3 separate regions of the Mus musculus genome follow, and regions 2 and 3 are each linked to region 1. The links are chromatin loops, found by intact Hi-C in ENCODE. Cell type or tissue: heart. All regions are shown on one strand. Region 1 overlaps Pde4dip (phosphodiesterase 4D interacting protein (myomegalin)). Region 2 holds the start of Chd1l (chromodomain helicase DNA binding protein 1-like). Region 3 holds the start of Gm31242 (a long non-coding RNA gene).

Region 1 (8,000 bases):
TTTTATTTCTCCCCAGGCCTAGGCCAGTGACCCCGAATTTCCATTTATCAGTTTCCTGCCTTATCATAAGACCAAGTTCTGAAATTGAGAGGAAGAAGAAGTTTCCCTAATTTCCTTCTCCCTGTGTTTAGGAGTGAGTGAGTGTGTGTGTGTGTGTGTGTGTGTGTGTATTTGTGTGTATTCAGAACCCCAACCCTCCGTTGGCCCGCCTTATCTGTCAGCTGTAACAAAAACCTCAAAGAAGGAAATTATGAGCAAGGCTTCAGACAGCTGGCGGTAATTTATGCCCCATCCCAGCCTTTCAACGCCGCTGTTTATATGCATCCGATGTTGGGGGAGGGGAAACCGTGCAATAAACGTGGCATGTCAGTTTCTCAGAGGGACTTTGGAGCAGTAAGAAAAGACCTGTGTGAATTTTCTGTGTCATTCTCCTTATGTTGAGCATACAAAATAAGCCTTAAAAATTGCGCAGACCCAGGCCGATATTATGGTCAATAAATACATTTCTGGAAACAATGCTGACATAAATTCCTAAGAAGCTTCCAAGCATTCTTGACAAGCCACCATCACTAAAACCAGAGTCACTCTGGGATGTGGCAAGCTGTTCTAGCACCAGATCGCCAACCAGTCCAGGATGGCTTGTGTGTGAGCCATAAGGAGAGGAAGTGTGTGGAACGGCAAAACTTGGTTTAAATCTAAGACTGGAGTTTTGAATTATGAAAAAGTTTGCTAAGAACAATATAACTATGTCCATCCACGGTCCTTACCTTTGAATATAGCCATCTACTACCTTACCCCTGAGTACAGGTAGATAGATGAGAGAGAGAGAGAAAGAGAGAGATACATACATACACACATATAACCTATCTTTGTTTTTTGAACATATTTCCACTCATAATTGTTTCTCTTCTTGTGAGAAGAGCTACAAAACAGCACAATAAAGTTTTACAAATCTCCTACTTGATTCATCATTCATTAACTGTTCTCCACAATTTTTCCTCTCTCCTCACACACATATACAATTATTGCTGCCATCCAAGTGAATCACTGAAAGTATAATGTGAATTTCTCACTACTAAAGATTTTAGTATTTCCTAAGACTAATTAAAATTATTAAATATCTGTGATTGCACCTCGTCCTGTCAGGCCAGCTTTTGTCCCTGTTAAACAGAAAACTTTGCTCATCTGAAGTCCCTGAAGCCAAGTTCTTGACATCTAACTACCCATAGCCACCCCTAACTGGTACTTGGCTCACATCTGCACAATCAAGAGGGCTCATCAAGTAGTCACTGCTAAGACAAAGACAAAGCCCTGACAAAGACAAATTTCCCCTGGAAGGCAGCTTCTTGGCAGTTTAAAACAGTGGGGTTCCCCCTTCTTTCAGCTGGCAGGGGTTCAAAAACATCAAGTAAGTTCTAATGAGAACTCACTCCCTGCATGCAGTTTCCCCCGTTTTCATGTGAGCCCCAATACTATTTATTGTGTTCTATAGCAAGCTTCTGGCAATTCTAACCAAAAGACAAATAGACCTCTAACACTCATTTATCCTGAATATGTCTTAATTCCATTCTCATACCAGGCCCATGAGGCAAAATCCAATAAGTGATATTCTAATGCAATATTTTAGAAAACAAAACTAATGTTAAAATTTCCGTGATGGCCTGCTGTGCATGCGTAAGGACCTGAGTTCAAGCCCCAATGCACACTGAAAGATTCTATCTCAAAAAAGAAGCGGGGGGCGGGGGGAGGATTTCTGAGGAATGACAGGCAAGCCTGAGCTTTAGCCAGCATACATACGCACATGGACTTGACATGTGCCTGCGTGCACACACATCTGTGATGAAATAAATCCTGGGAGGTGTACCATGCTTCCTTCCTCCTAGCCGTGGCCCTAGTTACTCATTCCTGGAGGCCATGCTGAGGTGCATCAATAAATGTCAAAGCCCTAGATGCACCCAGTTGGTATTCTCTTGTGCCGAGATCCTCAGATCTTGTTAGCCCCAGCTCTCGGTCTGTGGATTGTCAACCACCAGATAGCAAATGGTCCCTTTAGATTCCATAAGGTACAAGCGACTGCCTGGAAGGCAGATAGACCAGTACACAATGGCACTTGCATGCAAGCCTAGCAATGTGAATTCGATCTCTAGAAGCTACGTAAAGATGGAAAGAGAGAATTGACTCTTGGTATTCCCACCTTTCTGAGTCCCAACTCACTCAGAAAGGTGTAACTATTTCTTTTTTCTTCTGACTGTCTTTCAGATGCTGGCCAGGACCTAAGGCTGCTTTTGAACTCTGCCTAACACTGTGGGCTTCCTTACCCCTTTGCCTCAGTTCTGCTCCTCATCTTGTGGCTGACCTCTGGGCAGCCTTACAGCAAGCAGTATGAATCTGCTGCCTTCTCTTCCTCGTTCTCCTCCTGCCTTCCAGGCAGCTGCAAGACTTCCATCTTGTCTGTCAGAAGGTTTTCCTTTTAAACACTAACAAATCACCCTCAATCTTCCGTTTGAATCCATTCTTAAATTCTTTTATTAAGAAGACTAAAGACACTGAAGAAGAGCCTCGAGTTTCCCAGGTATTGTATGGTGGCTTCCCTGGGTCACCCCAAGCTTTCCTGTGACACTGTGTCATATACTTTGACTTTCCACGTATATGCTGTCGCTCCTCTCACAATAACTTTAAAAGCAACTACGAGACAAGGTCAGCTAGTGTGACCTATTTCTCATTTCAAATCTCAGCTGGAAGTTGCTGTGATCACTAAGGTGCGGGGGAGGGGGGAAGGCTGCGGGGGGGGGGGGGGGAGACAGTAGGAAGGGCAAGGGGGTAGAGGAGAGGAGAGGAAAGAAAGATCAAGTTACTTTGAGGGCAGCCTTTTCATTTGTTACTCCTGTTTTGCATTTGTTTTGTTGTATTCTGAAAACCACATCTCATAGAACTCAAACTCCTGACCTTTCGGCCTCCATCTTGCCAAGTACGAGGATGGCACATGGGCGCGTAGGCACGCACGCACACACATCATTGAATTTCAAGCATTTGTCTTTCAACACAAAACCAAATCTTGTTGCACCTTGACTCTTCTGTCACATGACTGGAAGCAGCAACGCTTTCTTCATGTTTTATGCAGGCTGTAGTGACTTCTAGCTGCCTTAGGACACTTCCAACCTGGAGCCTCTCTATCCACTGGTAACAGCTGCTTGTCAAAACTTGGTATCAAAACTTGGATGCTGTGACAATAAAAGCCACCCTCATGCGCCCCCTGCTGGTAGAATCTATCTTCCTGCTGCAGCCTCGTGGGTGTATTTTATTTGGCCCTAAATGCTCCCTGTAATTCGTTTAACTATTTTCTGTTTTCATACTCACCTATTGTATTCGTTTTTGCTACCTGATACACCTTTATAGGCATTTTGCTTATTTCCTAGTGCTAGGGCATCACGGGCCTGCCTTCTTACATCCTTATTAATGTCTGGTTCATATTGTCACCATCTCTCCGGTCTTGTGTTTGATTCTGTTACCTTCGTGGGTTGTTTGTTTGTTTGATTGATTGATTGATTGATTGATTGATTGATTTGGGACAGGATCTCACTCTGTAGTCCTCAATGGCTTGGAATGCAGATCAATTAGCCTTGAATTTGTGGCAATCCTCCTGCCCCACTCCTAAGTTCTGGAATTGAAGACATGGACCACTGTGTCTGGTCCCTGTACCATTTCTCATCTATCCTCTGAGTGGAGCACTGGACTTATGGTCCCAAAGCTCAGTGTAGTGAGGCAGACCCCTGGCCACGTGCCTGGTCTACTCTGCCAGATTCTACTCTCAGATTGCTTTTGCTGAAGTATGCATAGCTCAGAGCTCATTCGATTGATACCAAGGTCAAGATCTTCAGCTCAGGCCGATTTTCAAGGATATCTTGTGCTTGCTTCAGTGACGTAATTCCTTCAACAAGACTACATCTTCTAGACCTCCCCAAACAGCACCACTAACTGGGAACAAAGCACTCAAGTGCCAGGGCCTGTGGAGAACAATCTCATTCATGCTGCCACAACGGTGAGGAAAAATGGGTAGAAGAGTGACCATTGACTATCATTTTATAGTCTGTGCCTCTTATGCATATTCTCTCTGAAACGAGTTTCAAAGTACATGAAGTTCATGAAGATCTTTCTTGCTGAAAGCCCAATAAAGCTATGTTGCAGAATATCACTGTGGGTTAATACAGCCAGAGGTGTTACAGAGTGAACTATACTGGAGACAGCATGGATGCTGTGGTGGTTTGAATACTAACATCCCCCACCCCACCCCATCCCTGCTCATATGTTTGATTTGTGGTCCCCAGGTTGGGGAGCTATTGGGAAGGGATTAGGGGTGTGTGGCCTTGAAGGGGAGGTGTGTCACTGGGGGTGGGCTTTGAGTTTCAAAAGACTCATCCCTCTCATAGTGAACCCTGCCTCTGCTTGGGGATGGAGATGTGATGACTCAGCTGCTGCCAGAGCCATCTGCTGCCATGCCTTCAGTCCAGCACCATAAAGTCTAACCCCTGGGAACAGGAAGCCCTATTAAACTTTCTTTTCTTTTTTTTTTAAACTGTAGAATACAAAATATTTATTGTTCTGATAAGGAACAAAGTGGCAATTCTTAATCAGGATAGTCTAGGTACCAGGGTCACGCCCCATCCCAAACAAAATAAAACAAAACCAAGAAAAACCAATAGAAACCCACTGGGTCTATTACCTTGATGGTTCTTAGATTTCTTTCTTTCTTTCTTTCTTTCTTCTTCTTCTTCTTCTTCTTCTTCTTCTTCTTCTTCTTCTTCTTTTTTTTTTTTTTTTTTTTAACTTTACAAAGGAGGCAGCCTGGTGGGTTTTCACAAAGTAGACTGTAACACAGCAGACATTTAGGGACCATATATTCCATATTTTCCAAATAAAATCTTAGTTTCTTTTCCCTTATCAAACTTGATGGTAAATCTTTGTCTAGCTTAGAAGTCAGAAAAAAGAATCACCAAAACACGGACTGCCCTCTCCTCCTGTTCCAGGCATCATGAAAATAAAATGTAACTCTGGAATGTGATCTGTTCCAAGATTTTAATGTAAAGTAAAAAAAAAAAAAAATTAAATCCAGATGGATAAATGGTTAGGAGTGCTGGCTGTCCTTGCAGAGAACTTAGGTTTGGGTCTCAGCACCCACATGGCAGCTCACAACGATCTCTGAGTCCAGGTCAAGGGGATGTACCACCCTCTTCTGACATCTTCAGGCATTGCACACATGTGATTCACGTAAGTACAAGCAGGCAAAACATGTACACAAAAACATTGAACAAAATCTTTTTCAAAGGGTATTAATAATACATCTAGGATCTATGTTTTCTGCCATCCTGTTAGTTCTTCTCTCTGTTAAAGTAAGGGTTGATGGACGGTCAGTTCACCGGTGCTGCCTTGGGCCAGAGGTGTTGTTTCAGGAGAGCTCGGCACATCTCATTGGTGAAATAAACTTTCTTTTCTAAGCTGCCCTGGGCCTAGTGTCTTGTCACTAACTAACATAGATGCTGAAAATAGGATGCTGTTTCTGCTTGTTCACCGGGTACCGTCTCCATGCCAACATTCCTCCTCACTTTCTGGGAGCTGCTGTAGGGAACTGGATGTGCAGTGGATGAGGACACACAGTGGGCAAACTTCTGAACATGTGTGCCTATTATTCTGTTTTGTGGTTTCTTTGTGGTTTGAGCAGTATCCCAGATTCCCCTTTGAGATTTGCAGTTCACTCTTTTTTTATTAACCTAAATATGGTGTACCCTGACGCTTTTTTTTTTTTTTTTTTTTCCGAGACAGGGTTTCTCTGTGTAGCCTTGGCTGTCCTGGAACTCACTCTGTAGACCAGGCTGGCCTCGAACTCAGAGATCCACCTGCCTCTGCCTCCCAAGTGCTGGGATTAAAGGCATGCGCCACCATGCCCGGCCTGACACTTTTTGATATAGTCTCAGTCATTCGTCTCTCTGTGATGACCTTCATGGGTTTTACCGTATGAATGAGAAAGTACGTCCTCACAAGGTCAGACTCTGTAAAGCAGTTTATTATCTTAAAGCAAGTGGGCTATTTAAATGTGTGCTGAGTTGGGGACCAGGTCATTTTTTTCTAATTCTAGCAAAGGACTTTACATTTGACTTTTATTGACTCATAGTTCTGTTTAGAGTTATTTTTTAAAGGAAATATAGCCTTCTTGGCATCACAAAGGAAGAGCTTTTAAACATAGACAAATGAAAACAATTGCTCTACCGTGCATGACACAGATATTTAGCACCTGCTCCTTAGGCTTGCAGTCTGCTACTTTACAGCTGCGTGGCCTTGTCAAACTGCTTAACTTTTTAAATGCAGTTGGGGATAATAATTAATATCATTCTTGCAGGGTCATAATGAGGATTGAATGCTTATTTAAAAACGCATAGAGCCCGGCATATAGCATGTGTTCACAAACACTGTTTATAGTGGTGGAAGAGACGGCTCTGTGGTGAAGAGGACTTGATGCGCTTCCAGGGGACCCAAACTCAGTTCTCAGCACCCAGATTATGCCTCACAGTCATCTGTAAGTCCAGCTCCAGGTGCTCCTATGTCATCTTTTGACCTTCTTGGGCATAGGCATGCTTGTGGTGCACACACACACACACACACACACACACACACACACACATATACGTATGTATGTGTGTGTGTGTATACATATATATATATATATACACATACATATATATATGGAAAACATCACTAATATACATAAAATAACTCTTTAAAAACCTAAAGCAGTATTGATAACAGAAATTATAAATAAGCTAACAGTGATGACTGACTGTGCTGTTTCCCACAGATAACTATACAGTAGTTACAGGAGTCTCTTTAGGTCTTTAGGTCTAGCACACATCAACTTATGAATCTGCTCTGACAAATAAGACCCAGAGAACCAGTGATTTGAGAGGATTGGAGTATTACCTGGACATATGGTCTCTGAATGTTCCCCCCACCCACCCAAAAAAAAAAAAAAAAAAACACATCACCATTTGGTCACCAGGTGCAGCCTTCCAGGCAGGTATTCTAATATTTAAAAGGGTCCTGACCATTTGTGCTAGCTAGTTTTATATCAACTTGACACAAGCTAGAGTCATCTGAAAGGAGGGAACTCTATTGAGAAAATGCCTCTATAAGATTGGGTTGTAGGTAGGCCTGTAGGACATTTTCTTAATCAATGATTGATGTGGGAGAGTCCAGCCCATTGTGGGTGGTTCCACCCTGAACTGGTGGATTGGAGTGCTATAAGAAAGCAGGCTGAGCAAACCTTGAGGAGCAAGCCAGTAAGCAGCACTCCTCGTGACCTCTGCATTAGTTCCTGCCTTCAGGTTCCTGCCCTGACTGCCATTAATGATGAACTATGATATCGAAGAGTAAGCATGTCCACCCAGCAGCTGACTCAGACAGATGCACAGTGGATGGAGCTTAGGAACTCTTATGGAAAAATAGGAAGAAGGATTGTGGCCCCTAAGGGGATAGGAACTCCACAGAAAGACCAACAGAGTCAACTAATCTGGCCCCTTGTGGCTCTCAGAGACTGAACCACCAACCAAAGAACATATGCAGGCAGGGACTAGGCCTCCCTGAACATATGTAGCAGATGTGCAGCATGGTCTTCATGTGGGTCCCAAACTGGAGGGGGGTTACTATCCCAAAAGCTGTTGCCTGTGCATGGGCTATGTTCTTCTAGCTGGGCTGCCTTGTCTGGCCTCAGTGGAAGAGGATGTACCTAGCCCCACAGACTTGATGTGCCAGAGTGTGTGTGTGTGGATACCCAGGGGGATCCTCACCAGCTCAGAGGAGAGGAAGAAGGGGTATGGGGGAAAGGACTGTATGGGGGGGGTTGTGAGCAGGAGGGGGACAGTAAGTGAGATATAAAGTGGATAAGTAAAATAAATAAGCAAACAAAAAGAAGAATAAGTATAATAAACTCTTCCCTCCCCAAGTTGCTTTCG
Region 2 (8,000 bases), 270 kb before region 1:
TCTGAATAAATACTTCCCTTCTTAAATCACTTTCATCAGATATTTTGTCACTGGAAATTGGTACCAAGAATGGAGTCACTGCTGTGATTAATCTGTCCATGTGGTTTACAGAACTGGTTTGCAAAAGGCGGGTTAAGAACCTAGAGCTGTAGGCTAAAGACACCCTAATATCCTGCAAGCTGGAAGCTACCGGGCATTTAGAAAACCAGAATGCCAACAGGAATTCAGGAGTATGGATGGGGAAATGGATGTTTCAGGGGGAGGAGACTCAACCTGGTGCATGCTGGTAAATTAACCCGACGGTGGGAGGGGCTTACAGCACTGGAAATGTTCTCCATCTTGACTGTGTAGACAGATATCAACTCCTAACTGATATCTTATTTTGCAAGTTGGTATCACTGGGAGAAACTGGATAGAGCCTACAGAGAGCTCTCTATATTATTTCCTGTAACTACCTGTGAATCTGTGACTGCCATATTAGAAAAGTTTAATTTTCTTATTTAAAAAAAAACGATTTATTTTGAATTATATGTGTGCTGTGTGGCTGTGTCTGGTTATGCGCACTTGAGTGCAGATGCACACAGAGGCCAGAAGAGGACATCAGATGCCATGGACCTGCAATGATAGGCAGTGGTGAGCTACATGTCTGTGCTCAGAGAACTTGGGTCCTCTGTAAAGGTGTACCTGCTCTATCTGCAGGCGATCTTCCCAGCCCCTAAAAGTTTAATTTTCAAAAATGAATAAAAATTATCAGTAGAGATAACAACATTAACATTTAAGAGTCAAATGCAGAGATATAAGATATCCTAAGTAGTTTAGACAGAAAAAGAGTTTAATACAGAGAATTAGGTCACTGTAAAGTTGTTGGAAAGACTGGAGGAATGGCCTCAAGGCTAGCACCTGTGTCAGTACCACAGAACTGGGCCACCATGTCCGCCTCCATGGACAGGAATCCAGAAAAACAAAAAGCAAACAAACCAAAGCAAGCCACTGTACAGTCAGCTCTAGAAACTGGTACCTTCCACCTTAATCCACGCCAACACAGATGCTCCACAACCTAGCCAAAGCCCACAGGTAAAAGCCACGAGGCCAAGAGAAAAACGGGAAGCACAGATCCACCTCCACTCCAGACTGGCTGTGGCTCTCCTGCTCCAAACTACATGCTTCCTTTCGGACAGCAAAGCCGTAACAGAACCACGGGGATCAGGGAAATGCATTCTGTTTTCTAACCTCTAGGGTCCTGGTTAGTGCCTCGCTCTCAGGCAAAGGACCAAAGTGACAGGGCAAACAAACTCACAAACCAAAAAAGTCAGAAGGTGCTTTCTAATCCAAGGATGCATAAACAAGTTTCCACCATTACTAACCGCCAAATGAACAGTCTGGTAAACCATAAAAAAAGCTATTTTTAACTTCTCAAATTAGCAATTACCAGTGTTGCTCAGTGTAAAGAAACTTACATTCTGCACTCTGTATTCTAGATATACTGTGATGAGGATTTAAGAATCCACAGCTATGGGTTGGAGAGTTGGCTCAGGGGTTAGGAACACTTATTACTCTTGCAGGGGACTCAAGACTCCCAGTACCACGTGGAAGCTCACAACTATCTGTAACTCTAGTCCCAGAGAATACAATACCCTCTTCTGACCTCCATAGGAGCCAGGAGCTCATGTAATACATACACATGCATGCAGGCAAAACACTCACACATAAAATAATAAATCTAAAATATTAAATTCATAACTGTAATAAGTATTTGGCTGTGATAATATCTACATTTCATATCTATCCCATGCATTCAAACCTGCACCCTCTTGTCTGCTCACTTTCTTTTATCAAGAATGCCCCTGCACACATAGGCTCCTCCTGGACCATTACATGCAGCTGGATTTGATCTGTATACAGTTCTGGCCCTTCTGCATATTTTAAAGTATCAATCCCAAGGCCACTGGCACGCATATAGGCAGACAAACATCAATCAAGATAAGCTTAATACACTAAGGCCAGTCCACAAAGCCAGATTTAAATCAGGTACAGATAGGGAGAATGATAAAGGGGAGGGGGGCACTCTCCTGGGAGGAAGGGAAAAGACTGGCTCAACAAGAGGGAAAACATGTCTGACCTGTACTGGAAACCTAGCTAACTACTCAGAAGGAAAAAGGAGGGTAAAATAACAGTACGGGTATCTAAAAAAGTCACAAAGAATCATACAGTTACGTATCTAAAACCAAAACAAACCTATAATAATGTAAATCTGTGTATAAATATACATATGTAGCTTTAACACACTCTTCTCACCTGGGCTGACAATGCTCCCTCCCAGAGCCAAAGACCACCCAATAAAAACCCAAATAGAAGACATGAGAAGCCCTCTTTTGAGTTGTTAGGATTGTAAACTAAAATTTCTTTTTCTGTAGGCATAAATTATTTCATGAGCACATACAGGGAAGAAAGGCCAGAAGGTTTTCAATGGATTGCCATCTCTGAATACTGCATTTATTCTAGTAAACAGAAAGGGCAACTGAACTGTGCTGTCGGGGCTGTCCAGGAGATCCCCAAAATAGACAGTCCATTTCTATTGACCTAGGGTGCATGCCCAGAGGTGGAAGGACTTGAGAAACAGGAATCAGAGAACCCTGAGCTGTAATGCTGCCTTCTACTAACACTTGTCCTTATACCCACAAATAAGCGCAGTCCTCTCCCCTCATCAAGGAAACTTTCCTTTGACAGAGATGGAGAGCAATAGAGAGGACCACAACCAATTAGAATGCAGAGTGTAGAACTCAGTCCCAATGGATAGATCCACACCTAAGGTATTGTGGAAGAGGGGACAGAAAGCAAGGTCAAAAACTTTGTTGTCAAATTGTGTCTCCAAGTAACACCAGACGCTTTGTTTACACTGTCACCAACATGACTGCCCACACATGCAGATAGTACCAGTGAGCATGCCAAAATGAACAGAGAGGAGCCATTGAGGCCTCAATCCTACACAAAGAACTACAGGCAACTAAGAAAAGCTAAGAGCAATAAAAGGGGTCTTCTCTAGGGAGGAGCACACCAACTGGCTGTCCAGTGCCAACCAGTCAGCCCTGAAACGTACATACAAGTGACACTAAACACACTGAACTAGTATATCTAGGAGTATTTATGTACATAGGTATAAGCATAGGATAACGATTAAGTGGGGGGAGGGAACATGGATTTGAAGGAGAGAATGGGAGGGTTTATGAGAGTGTAAAGAAGTAAAGAGGAGGTGTAACTATAATCTCAAAAATAAAAATTTTAAAGTTGAATATAAATGGAAAATATTAATATGAACTGCTTGTCTTTCACTTCGCCCTCATCGTCATCTGCCCCTCCTCTAAGCTAACGGAACTTTTTTTTTTTTTTTAAAGAACGAGTCTCTCTATTACATAGCCCTGGCTATCATGGAACTAGCTGTGTAGAGCAGGCTGACCTTGAACTCAGAGATCCACCTGCCACTGCCTTCCAAGCGCTGGGTTAAAGGGTGCGCCACCGCCTGGCAGAAAGGCACATTTTGTTGCCTTTCCAAACCCTCACCTTTTGGTGGTACTTGGCACGTGTAAGTCAAGCGCTTCCTTATGCTTTCAAAAGCACGTATCCGCTAGTAAAGAAACTGGGTCCTAGGGCCGCTATTTATTTTGTTTATCTGCTCCCCATACCCCACAGTACTCTCTCGACAGCAACAAATAACGACCACGAGGTGACAACTGGTGAGTCATTATGACTTTCCGTTACACCAGCACTACATTCCCAGCAGACACATAAGGAAAGGAGTCTTGGGATGTGGAATAGAGAGAACGCCGCAGGATGAGGATGCTCCAGGTCCACTGGGGTCTGCAGGCCGGCGGTCTCTAAATCTGGAACCTACAAACTGAGGTCTACACATCTGGAGCCTACACACCTGGGGTCCACACATGTGGGATCCCCTCACTTGGGACTCGTAATGGCAAGTGGGCTTAATACGAAAGCACAAGAGGCACAGGACAGGACAAACTTTGCTGGGCAGCGCAACTTTGAGAGTTCATTAGGGAGCCGCAACAAGTGAGTGCGCATGCCCAGTCGGCAGGGAAACGCAGACTGGGAGGAGCGAGAGCGGCCGGGAAGCTGCTGGCTCCCCCGCTGTCCCCGCGTAGGCCAGCGCTGCCGCGCGCCTTCCCGGCTCCCGCCCGCCCCCGGGCGTCCCCGGCCCGCTCACCAGTCAAGCCCCACTGCTGTAAGTCCGGTTCCTGCACCCGCGTCCGAAGCGGCTCCGGCCCGTGTTCGGCCGGCAGCGCCTGCAGGAAGCGCGGCAAGCCGCTCGCCATCCCGAGAGGCCCCGCGCCTTCGCTCCCGCGCGTGCGGAGTACAACGCACCGCCGCCAGAGGGCGCAGCTCGCGCGCCTTCCCACGCTTCCTTAGCACGCAGGTGCGGAAGACTCTGGTCTAAGTGTGCGTCTGCGACTAGGACCTAGAGGCTGCCTTTGCTAAAAGCTCTGACTCCTAACTTGGGTTGCTTGGGTAGCTAACAGCAAGCTCAAAACTTGGCAAGCTCCCCACCCCCCCTTAATTTCTTATCTGTCTTCTTTAAACTTTGGGTCCGATTCCTGAGCAGCTTTCCATGTTTTCAGTTACGATGCACATGCCTAAAAACTAGTACTACAAGGTAGATACGTCTTATATTATCTAACCTTTTTCTTCATGTATGACTAAAAACACCAAAATAAGATTAACTTTATCTCTTAAAATGTGTAGTGACAAGATACATTCAAAGAAAAGACCCTGGTGGTACATTCCTGTAATCTCAGCATTGGGGAGGCTGAGGCAGGAGAATTTGTGAGTTCAGTCTAGCCTGGGCTGCAAAGCAGGAAGGTGTCAATAAATAATAAAGATCAAAGCTCAGTTAGCAGAATGCTTGCCTCGAATGTACCAAGCCCTCGGGTGGGGCATGAGGGTGAGCACCTGTAATCCTAGCCCTAGGGAGCTGTCGGCAGGAGGACCGGAGCTCACGGTCAGCCTCAGCTACACAAGTTTGAAACCAGCCTAAGGTGCAGTAAACCTTTTCTTAAAAATAAAGTGCGAGAGAACTTCCCCCCCCCCCATCCCCTCAAGATTCCAAGAGTAGCCATTCAAACAGAACATCTATGTGTGATAAAAACAAAAACAAATAACAAATAACTAATGGCCACGTTGTCCTAAGAAGGACCAAGGCTGGCCCCACTATGCAGAAGTAGTCCTCTAATGACTAAGGGACTTTACCCATCCCGTTATACAGACTTCTCCAGGAACACACAGAACCAGAACTGAGGTACAACCAGATCAAGAGGGGAGATGTCAGATACACCAAGGTCATCGCACCCCTCTGTGATCAATTATCCCGTTATACAGACTTCTCCAGGAACACACAGAACCAGACCTGAGGTACAACCAGATCAAGAGTGGAGGTGTCAGATACACCAAGGTCATCGCACCCCTCTGTGATCAATTACGTTGAGGTTAAAGATTAACTCAAAAAAAAAAAAAAAAAAACAGTTCTCAGTGGGTACTTGAAGTTTCTTGTTTATAATATGAACTACTAGTGGGCTCTTACAAGAACATAGTGTGTTATCTGTCCCTTACCAGTGGAACTGAACAAACTTGCCCCCGTTTTCCAATAGAGCTGTATTGAATACAGTCCTTTTTTCACTAGTCGTTTTTCCATTTGATTGGGGGGGGAGGGGCAAATGGCTGGACCTGGTTTGTTGAGAGTCCCCCCAAATCAAAACTCTGGCAGCACTTCTGACCGTACTCTTGAGTCCCCAAGTCACTAGAAATGCTTACCAAGGGTTGGTTTTGAGTATCAGCTGTTATTTAACCAACACTGCCATCGTGTGCCTCGTGTGCCAGATTTCCCCTGTACTGGGGAAATAGAATTCAGTTAACAGTCCAGGCAGACAGTGCTAAAGCTGTAGCTGGAGGCACTCCGGTTCTCCTGAAGTGCTTTCCACTCACTTATAACCGCTTTCTTCCCCTCCATCTAGGAATAAAATTAAAATTGGAAAGAAAGTGATTGATGCCGACCAAAGCCATGGGCGTTGCATAGTGGGGCTGGACTGACCCTGTAGGCTAGCTTGTCGGTGGCAAGGCTTCCTCAAACTCCTGAGAGGAAGGTGTGACTTTCAAGGGCTTCTCTGGAGTGATTTTGCATCTGGTCTCTCTGTCTCACTTCCTTCTCCCCAGGTTCTAATCTGCTAAAGCAATGCAGTCAACCACTCGCCACTTATTCAAAAGCATTCCTATTTTCTTCTTACTTAAAGTAATCCAGAGAGAGATAAGAATCTAGCTTTAAAGGAAGCAGACTGCTGATACATTGAATCTGACACTTAAAACACAGCTAAGAAGAAAAAAAAAAATAAGTAGCTGGGAAATTCCAGGTCTGTGCATGAGGTAACATGAAAGTTTTACTCTGGCTCTTACATGAAATGAATCTATAGAGGGCAGGGTGGAAGCAGAGAGACAGTTCAGAGGCCATCACAAAAGCATGGGCAGGAGGTGGTGTGTGGTCAGCGTGATGCAGGGTAGCTATGAGGAGTAGATACACTGAACAGGTCAAGCCAGTAGGAATCACCTAGAGAGAAATGGAGTGGAGGAGGCTCGCTTTTGGAATTCAGCCTGCATACATGGTAGAAAACGTCACATGAAGGAAAGAAGACAGGATGAGGGATTCAGAGACTATCATGAATCCCCAGGTGTCCTGGAAGTGCATGAAGACAGAGTATCCCCATTCAGTATTGGTGGGAACACCAATTAGCACAATCATGAAAATGGCGAGTTGCTCATACATCTAGGACTAGAACAGTAATATGACGGAGCAGTTCCCCTACTGCACATATATCTAAAGAAGCGATCATCTGTTTCAGAGAGCTATCTGCACCTCCATGCTTACTGCAGCTGATTTTCTAACAACAGCCAAAAGGTAGAATTGGAGGACACCATGCTGGAAGGACGGCAGTGGGCAAGTGGAGAGGCACAGCCCCGGGGGCTTCATTTCTGGCTTGCTTCTAGCTGCTGTTTGCCGTTGCTGTCTTTCTCATATATCTAATGTGGTGTGAGTGGGTCTGGGAAGACCCTCACTGCCTATAGTCTGGTGTGGTTGCCTCTTGGGAGACAGCCCACTCTGTTGGGCAACTTTCCTACACATCGGTATGAAGATGAACTTTCATAAAATAATATCGTTTAGATGAAACTAATGATATTAGAGAATTCCTGATTTGATTTAAATAGTTTTAGGAAGTTAGAGTCGTTGATAGAAAGTTTAAGGAGGTGGTTTAGGTGGCTTTGCTAGGAAGGTATAATAAAGTTAGAATTAACAGTAGGAGCACGGGGAGCGTCCGTGCGTGGCAAGCACGAAATTGTACTAGGAAGGGAAACACAGGCTTGCGACAGCTAATGGTCAAAGGAAACAGTCATTCCCAGCTTGGTTCTGAGTCCTGGAGCTTGTGATCTAGGGATGTGGCCACAGGTTTTGGTGTGCACCGTGAAAAGATGGGGTTATGAACAAAAAATAAATCATTCTATAATGAGTATAATAGAGAATATATTATTAGTCATTTTAGCTGAACAAGTCTTCAAAACTAAGACATAAGAGAGATGATGAGCTGTTTCTTACTAAATACAAATTGTCGTCAGGGAGAAACTTGCTACTATAGGCTGGCTGGCTTAAACTTTGTTAATCAATGACAAAAGAATTACTGCTTTGGGGTTATGATGAACTTATAGAGAGAAAGATAGATGGGAGATGTTTAATTATGAGTTTCAAAAGAATACATTAATAATCCTGTTGTAAGCTCCTTTTGTGTAATGTTTTAAGCTGTTCTTGAAGAACATGTTCTTATGGTGATTGTTTTTAGAGTGTAACTTATAGCTATGAGGTAATCTTTTTTTCTTGCATGGAGAATTTTTGTGTTAGATGGTGTAAAAAGTCTAGGAGAAAAAATAAAGTTGTTGAAGCCTGCTTGTTGAAG
Region 3 (8,000 bases), 200 kb before region 1:
GTAGTGTTGGTGATGAGGCAACAGCACATCTTGTTCATCAGCATAGGGTGACCTCGCATTTCTTCCATGTCTTCCATCATCACTTTCTAGGGTCTGTATTTCAGATCTTTGGGGTCTTTTGGATCATGTTTTATTCATTTCATTTTATCATAAGTAGACTTATTAATTTTAGATAGTAAAATTAGATATAAAATTTTATAGTAAAAAAAGGTATAAAAATTGATTTTTTTTTTTTGGTTTGATGATTTTCCTATCTTGTCATTTTGTTGATTCATTTGTGAATGTATATAATTCTTAAGGTTTTCTGAATTTTATATTGCATCATCTATGAACAGGCAATTTCACTTCTTTTCCAATTTCACTTTTATTCACTCCCTCTTTCCCTTCCCCAACTCCCTGTCCTCTCCTTTAATGTATGCATATCTATATCTATATCTATATACATTTTGTTTGAGGCTGAAAGACAGTTAAGGAATATCCTAGTGTTGTACATAGAGTGAAATGGTAGATATGGTGGTAATCAAGGAATGTAATCAAGGAAATCAATAAAATAACTTTTGGGAAGTATTTTCTAAATTCATGATTTTATTGCTTCAGCTTGGCTCCAGTAGGCTTGATGAGAAACACCTAAGGAATGCCAGTAAAAATTCGTTCTTAGTGTAGGAGGTTGGTGAGCTGCTGCTTATATTCAAATGCTAAAATTTATACTCCAAGAACTGGTTGCTCTCAGGATACCAGCTTTTGTTGTGTAAACCTTGCCCCCCAAGTTAACCATGATTGGCTAAAAAAAAATACCTAGAGCTGGGCAGAAGAGAGGCTAGGTAGGGCTTCAGTTCCCTGGCTTGGAGGTTCGGGCAGTGACCACAAGGAGAGAAGAAGGAGATGGAAGGAGGAAGAAGGGACCATTGGGCAGGTGGATTGTAAGCTCATGGCCATGAGGGCTGGCCAGTTGGAGTAGGAGCTGCCCAGGTGGAACCTGGCAAGTGATATCTCGGGGTTACTGACAGGGAAGCAGACAAAATAGCACAGAGGACTGATATCTGCCCAGCTCTAGTGCTGTAAGGATTGTTATAAATATAAAGGATTTGAGAACTGACTGATCTAATGACCTTTCTCTCAAGTAGTTGCTGAAGGCTAGAAGCGTGCTTACAGAATAGAGCCTTTAAGGGGTCTGGGTGTGTTGTAGAAGGAAGGAGAGTGGGACAATACTCAGCTTAGTGTCTGATATATCAATCAATAGTTAGTTATTCATGCTCTAATTGCTATGGTACTGGCTGCAGATCTAAGGGTCACTTACACTCATATCACATACAATAGGTTTCTTTTCATGTAAAAGGTGGGATTCTTGTTTAGATTTTATATGTGAACACTGCTTCTATATCACCCGCACTCCCCATCCAACCCTGGCTGCCTTTCAAAATTCATGACCCTTACTTTGTTATTGTTACATGTATATACATGTAGCATACACACACATACATTCTACTGATTCGAGCTATCTTTGCTCCCATGTATGTGCTAGGGATGATCACTTGGGATTGGATAACCTATGTGGAAAGTCATGCACGCCTGGAAGAAACTGATCCTCCCTCTCGGTGAGACCATGTGGGTTGGCATGTCAACTGGTGTCATTATGCTGGTCTTGTTCTAGCAACCATATTGATAGTCATGGGTACATTTTCTCTGTCACGCCTAGGGGATGCTATCTAATGGTAGACAACCTGGGCCTCTGTTTTTCACAACCAATTGTTCTGCTCCCTTTTCTGTGATCTTCACTGAGCCTTAAATGTAGGGGTAGTGATGCAGACGTTACTAAACGTCACCACAGTCCCTTACTCTCGTCATTTTCACCAGTTGCCTATCTCTGTAATTGTCTCTATCTTTTGCAAAAGAAGCTTGTTTGGGGAGGGGCGGGTAAAAGCAACGCTTACCTGTGGGTATAAGGACAGGTAATTTAGAAAACAGTAAGATGATATTAGTTTAGGAAACTGGCAGTAGTGGGTCCTCTGTGGTCCATGACCTCAGGCACGAGGAGCTAGCTAGGTTTACAGTATCAGGTATGAATACCCTCCTGAAGAGTGGGTCATATGTCTGATCTGACAGCTGTTGGCTACCTCCAAGATAAAAGGACTACTTCTGCATTGCTATGGATGTTTTGCCAGGCCAGTCAGATATTTCTCTCTCTTGCTTTCCACTTTAGTATTTCAGACTGAGTCTCTCAGCAAACCTGGAGCTTATCCATTGCGAAAGACTGGCTGGCCAACAAGCCCCAGTGATCGATCGTCCTGCCTCCCCAGTGCTAGAAGCAGGAAGGGAGCACACTGCCATGACAGGTGTTTTTGCTAGGGACTTCCATCTACTTCAGAAGTACTTTACACACTGAATTATCTCACTGGGTCATTTTTTAAAATAATATTTTCATTCTTTGGAACTTCACACATGAGTATGATATATTTTGATCATATTCATCCCCGATGCTCCCTGATCTATCCCCAACTCCTCACTCTCTCCCAACTTGTCTGTTTTACTCTCATGGCATTTAATTTGTGCTGCCTGTATACCGTGGGTGTTTGGACTATCCAAATGAATGTGGTAGACCTGCAGGAGCCACACCCTTAAAACTGCTTCCCCTAGAAGCTATCAACTGCCAATAGCTTCTTGGCCAGGAATGGAGACTCATAAGGCCTTTCCACGATATTCTGGGATGTTGCCTGTCTTCATCTTGTGCTGGCAAATACAGATGCTGTGAACTCACGGGTTCTGTCCAGAAGACACCTTTGGTCTGGTCCTCCCTGTCCACTGGCTCTTATGATCTTTCTGCCTCCCTTCCTTAATGGCCCTACGTTTTGGGGGCAGCTAAGTCATCTTAAGTGTGGGAAATCGGGTTCAATCATGAAATCATTAACTCAAGTCCCATTTCTCAAATATAAGAAGACAGTGGCTTTGAGAGTTGGGTAGAAGAAGGCTGGGAGGGGTTCCTACAGAGGCTCTTTAACCACGTGGCTAAACCATCTTTTGATGCTCCAACGGGCCCCGTGAAGTTGGAGCTGCGTCTTCCCAGGAATATGTCATGTATTCAGGATTTTTTCCTCGAAGAAACTCTTCTTCTTAGATTAAATTATTTCCATATTTGGGAAGAATTGAGCCATCTTTCTTATTTTTCCTTATTTTCTCCCTTTCTCCTTTTGAGCATAACACATGAATCTCTTCTAGTTAAGTCACTCATATAATAAAATAATACTTTGAGAAAAATTGAATTCTACTCCCCTATACTGCCCCAGGGCAACCACTGTGGACCAGATTAAAAACTGCAGCTGTAACTCCCCGTTGTAACTTTTTTTGGGGAGAGAAGCAACTTAAGCATGGCAAGGTTTCTTTGGTCTATGATCCCAGAGGTTCCTGCCCATGGTTGGTTGGCCCCTTGCTTTCAACCTGAGGTGAGGCAGGATCTTTATAGCAGGCAGTGCATGCCAGAGCAGGGAGCACATGGCCCTGAGGTGATGCTCAGTCCATGGCCATCAAGAGGCAGAGAGCTGAGGGAAGAGGGAGGAGAGAAAGAGACCTGCACAAGGCACACCAGTCAAACTTGTCCCTCACTGACCCATTTTCTCCCACCAGGCTTCATTTCCTAATACTCCCTTGATGAGATTCGTGCCCTCGAGATCCCTAGGGTCTTGGGTCTACCCCTCAAAAGTGCTGGAGCCTAGACCTCACATAAGCCATAGGAGAAGCAAGGGGTATTGAAGACTTGTAATCCAAACCTTAGCACTTATCGAAACTGACTGATATAACTCAGTCTAAGAGGAAAATCCATGGGCTCCGTGTCTACTGCCACATAGACTCTAAAACTCTGTCCTCTATTCAATGATTAGTAGTGTGTGTGGTGGCCCATGCCTTTAATCCCATCACTCAGGAGGATCTCTGTGAGTTCAAGGTCAACCTGGTCTACAAAGCAAGTTCCCAGAGAGCCAGGTCTGTTACAGAGAGATCCTGTCTTGAAAAACAAAAAGAGTTAGTAGTACCCAATGTTGGCTGTGCACAGGTCTGGGTGGGAGAGTCTGTGCCATTAGGTATTTGCAGATCTAGCTGCAGCAGTTTTGAAGGTCTATGACACAGTCATGCTTTTTTCTGTGATCTCTAGGACTATGTTTGGAAACCACCCATATTCTGAATACTAAAATGTAGATGCTTTCTCAACTACCACTTGGCACCAGGAGGGAAGCTCATGTCTCTCTCCTACATAGATCTCAACTGTAGTTTGCTGACCTCGTCATTCTAAAGTGGCAAGTGTCACCCAGTTTTCTCCCCATCTTAATGGCATCACAGGCCCCACTGGTCCCGCTGTGTACACGTGCTGACGTAGCCACGAGGGGGCGCTGAGAGGAACCGCCACCAGTTTAAAAGGCACACTGTGCTCAAGCACAGCTTTGCAGTTCTAGGCGATTTAGCAAAGTGTCACCGGGTCCTCAGCTCTGAATCTGTCTGGTACTCACCTAAGGCCAGTGCCGTCCTAGCCCCAAGGGCTGCCCGGATCGTTTCACCCTGACCAGAGATGCAATGATGCTCCTCTAGTGGGTGCCCCGCCTTCCTTTCTTTCTATGGTTGCAACTTCCCAATGACTTGTGGCCTGTGCTACGCGGGGGTTGGGGAGCATGAAAGAGAGGGACAAGGACGGAAGAAGCAGAACAGAGGTGGGGCTGGAGGAGAAATGAGGGATCGGGATAGAAGTCATTAGAGCTTTCTGGACAATACGAGGAGGGGGAGAACTACAAAGCAAAATAAAACCTTTTTCGGGGGTGGCCCGGGGAGCGCTTGCGCAAGGGACTGTATGTCAGAACAAGAGACCAGCAATGCAGGAACAAACGGCCGTGCACTTCCCTGATTCCAAAGCGTTAGATCCACTTTCTCATTCTTTGAGACCCGCTTACCCCACTAGTAAGTGGACCACACGCCGAGAGCTGAACAGAACGAACCTGAGTGCGTCCGATTCTTCCGGTTAATTAGGTTGCTCTTCCTGACTGTAGAAATGCTTGAGGAAGAAATCGTGGGGTGTGTGGAGGCGGAGAATGGATTTGGTCACCTATTGTGAGTCAGAGCATCTCTGTGTGTAGGGTTCCATGGTGTAATGGTGAGCACTCTGGACTCTGAATCCAGCGATCCGAGTTCAAATCTCGGTGGGACCTTTCTCTTTAACCCACACAGGATCCATTTTCTTTCTGTTCATAGCCCTGGCTTAGCACAGGAAGGAAGGAAAGGGGAGCAGGCCCTGGCTTCACTCCTGCTCTAAGTCATTTGCACACCGCGTTTGCGTCCTATCTCTCAGCTCTGAGACACCAATCCACATCGTAGCAGCCCGAACACACCGCAAAATCCTGTCCTCTGCGACCAGCCTGGCCCGAGGCTCGCTGACACATCGCGGCTCCACGACCCTCAGGTCTGCCACGTTTTCAGGTGAGCTGGGGCCGAAAGGGTTTCAACACCTGGCTACAGACACACCCGAGGCTCCATCATCTCCTGTTCCTGCACACGATGAAGGGAATTTAATCGAGCTAGCCCTTAGCTAGCCCTTGCGTTTGAGCAATTTCAGTGCGTTTTAGCTCATTGAACTTCTGAGATTCTATTGAAACCAGCAGAGGCCGCTGCTGTCTCCTTAATTGAGACCAAAAGAGCTGAGTTTGGATCGCAGCGCCCCAGGTGGCTCCTCCCCGGGTCACCAGTCTGAAATCAACCGCTGCAGCTGCCTTCTGCCAGAACTCTGCCCAGGAAAATTCCACTGGAGAAGGCCGTGGGAATGTTAGAGGAAGGTTTACATAGCCTTCACGTGCAGGCGCCTGGAGAAATTGAAATAATCGTTTTCCTGTGGTTGGAATTTTGGGTAGTTACGAAGTATTGAAAAGTATAACTGCTGTTTTAGAGAGTTCAGGCTGGGATCTGAAAAGAAATGGGAGGTCCCATCAGAGGTGGTTGAGAGAGGTGGGGGAGGGGAAAAAAAGTCCCAATACTTCGGCCAAGAGGACGGAAGACTGGCGGAGTCCCATTCCCCTGGTAATCTGGAGACCGAGAGTGGCAAGGTCTTTTACCGCAAGTAAAAGCTTCAGCCCCTCAGAGCTGGGTCGGTGTTTATCAGGAAAGTAAACTTCTCTGCTTACTTAACGTCTTCGACCATTGGGACCTCGGCTTCCCTCTCTGGGTGGTGGCTTCAGCACCAATCGCAAGCGTTTAATTTCATTCTCACCGAGTCCTCTTGCTACAGGTGAAGTCTCATATCATCCATCGAGACTCAGAGGATAGTGACTGGCTTCTGCTCTGGTCCCAAATTGTGGGGTAAACATCCCGTCCCCTATGGAATCTGACCCGGGGGCCCAGATCTGAAGTAATGATACAGGCCAACTCCTCCTGAGACAAAAAAAAAAAAAAAAAAAAAAAAAGAGAGAGAGAGAACTCTCCAGAAGTTTCTGGAGCCCCTTACTTGCCCACAAGATACCTTAGGATACTGGTAGAAAAGTGTAGCCAATAGTTAGGGAAGATTTTGCATAATCCTCTGTTACAGGGTTTGGGGGACACCCTGCTCCAGAACAGACATTTCCGTTCTAGTTTGCTTTTCTGTTGTTGGGATAAAATATTCTGACCAATAGACTCTGGACATATCAAGAGTGACATTGTGTGTGCATTATTTTATGTGAGTCCCACCACTCAACAAGGTAGATATTTCCATTGTTTCCATTTAACAGAGTAGAAAGTGAAGCCTAAAAATGGGAATGGGTGGGTAGGGAAGTGGGGGGGAGGGTATGGGGGACTTTTGGGATAGCATTGGAAATGTAATTGAGGAAAATATGTAATAAAAAATATTTTAAAAAAAAGAAAGTGAAGCCTAAAGCAGTTAACTTGCCTGAGCCAAGAAGTCGCTTTGATTGATTAACAGATCTGTCCTTACTTGTCACATTCTAGAGCTGTTCACGGACGTAGGAGAGAGTTTATTTCGTTTCATAGATCATCGAGGGAAGTCAAGACATCCCTCGACTTAAGGCAGGCACTTGAAGTAGAAACTGTGGAGAAAAGCTTACTTTCTGGCTTGCTCACCTTTTCTGGTTCTTTTTTATTCAGCCCAAGCATACATAACTAAGGTATGAACCGTCATCCACAGTGAGCTGGACCCGCCTACATCAATTAGCAATCAAGAAAATTATCCACAGACATGCCCACGCACAATCCCATGTAGGCATCTTCCCAAATGGGGCTCTGCCTTCCTTGACACACTGTCAAGTTGACCACCAAGATTAGCCGTCGCAGGAGGACACTTGAAATAAGCGTGCTGGAGTCTGGAATAAGAGAGCCCTTTTCACTCCCACGGTCTGCATTCCACAAGTATAAACAACACAGTCACTTCACCAATATAATGAACACTGTAACACACGCCTGCTATGTTCTGCAAAGATGTACTGGCCAGCAACTTTCTCCATGGCGCTCTCCTGAGAACGGCATTTCACAGTAAGAGTCAGCAGCTTTGGTTTCCACTAAAGGAAAAGGCCACACTGAAATTTGAACACGGATCGCTGGACCCAGAGTCTAACATCTGCACCTTTACACCACGGAATCACAGCCCTGAGTAGCTTCTGATTGGCTGTAGATATGCAAATCCACCCCTCACCCCACCTCACCCCCGCCCTCAAGAATTTCCTCCCCAAGCACTTATCCTTGTCAGACTGGATCCAAGCAGGAGTTGTCAGATGCGGGGCTCACGCCCTCCTCCTCGTTGTCAGCATTCCTTTTATGCTCCGCCCCACAATTACCTGGCAACAGCCAGGTTCGCCTGACTCAGTATAAAAGGGGCTGCTTGCCTCTTCCTCATTCTCCACTCTCTTACCCTCTTACTCTTTTCCTTCTCAGTCCCTTCTCTCCCCATTCCCCTCCCCCCTCCCTCTCCACTGTCTCTACCCCCTCAACTCTCCTCCCCGAGGCCTAAATAAGCTCACCGAAGGGAGAAGGGGTGTCTCAGCATA

The links. A loop is a pair of places that touch in the nucleus more often than their neighbours do. Peaks named below come from ENCODE experiments on the same cell type or tissue, not always from the same donor. Only the 100,000 strongest peaks of a DNase experiment are listed, where the experiment ranks them.
Region 2: it touches region 1 in a loop (2.7-fold over the local background); 3 of 42 quality-filtered maps call a loop at or near these places.
Region 3: it touches region 1 in a loop (8-fold over the local background); 34 of 42 quality-filtered maps call a loop at or near these places.

The regions. Positions count from the first base shown.
Region 1 is chr3:97,876,196-97,884,195 of GRCm38, forward strand. The region is part of intron 1 of Pde4dip (phosphodiesterase 4D interacting protein (myomegalin)); the gene reads right to left. Among named protein-coding and RNA genes, the nearest start is that of Pde4dip, 8.5 kb to the right of the region's middle. In heart, a CTCF peak has its summit at 3,263 (motif pointing left); a DNase peak (open chromatin) is centred at 3,236.
Region 2 is chr3:97,605,847-97,613,846 of GRCm38, forward strand. Chd1l (chromodomain helicase DNA binding protein 1-like) reads right to left here and starts at 4,344. Exons shown (of 23, transcript NM_026539.2): 1 at 4,217-4,344. The coding sequence starts at 4,325. It also overlaps a transcript of Fmo5 not described here. In heart, a CTCF peak has its summit at 3,524; DNase peaks (open chromatin) are centred at 4,085 and 4,375; H3K4me3 peaks cover 1,592 bases; H3K27ac peaks cover 1,208 bases; H3K27me3 peaks cover 291 bases.
Region 3 is chr3:97,676,348-97,684,347 of GRCm38, forward strand. It overlaps Gm31242 (a long non-coding RNA gene), which reads left to right and starts at 4,216. Exons shown (of 2, transcript XR_375880.2): 1 at 4,216-4,691; 2 at 5,227-5,714. It overlaps n-TQctg2 (a tRNA gene), which reads left to right and starts at 5,112; the gene lies at 5,112-5,183. In heart, CTCF peaks have their summits at 4,372 (motif pointing right) and 5,643 (motif pointing right); DNase peaks (open chromatin) are centred at 4,474 and 5,604; H3K4me3 peaks cover 2,966 bases; H3K27ac peaks cover 2,738 bases; H3K27me3 peaks cover 577 bases.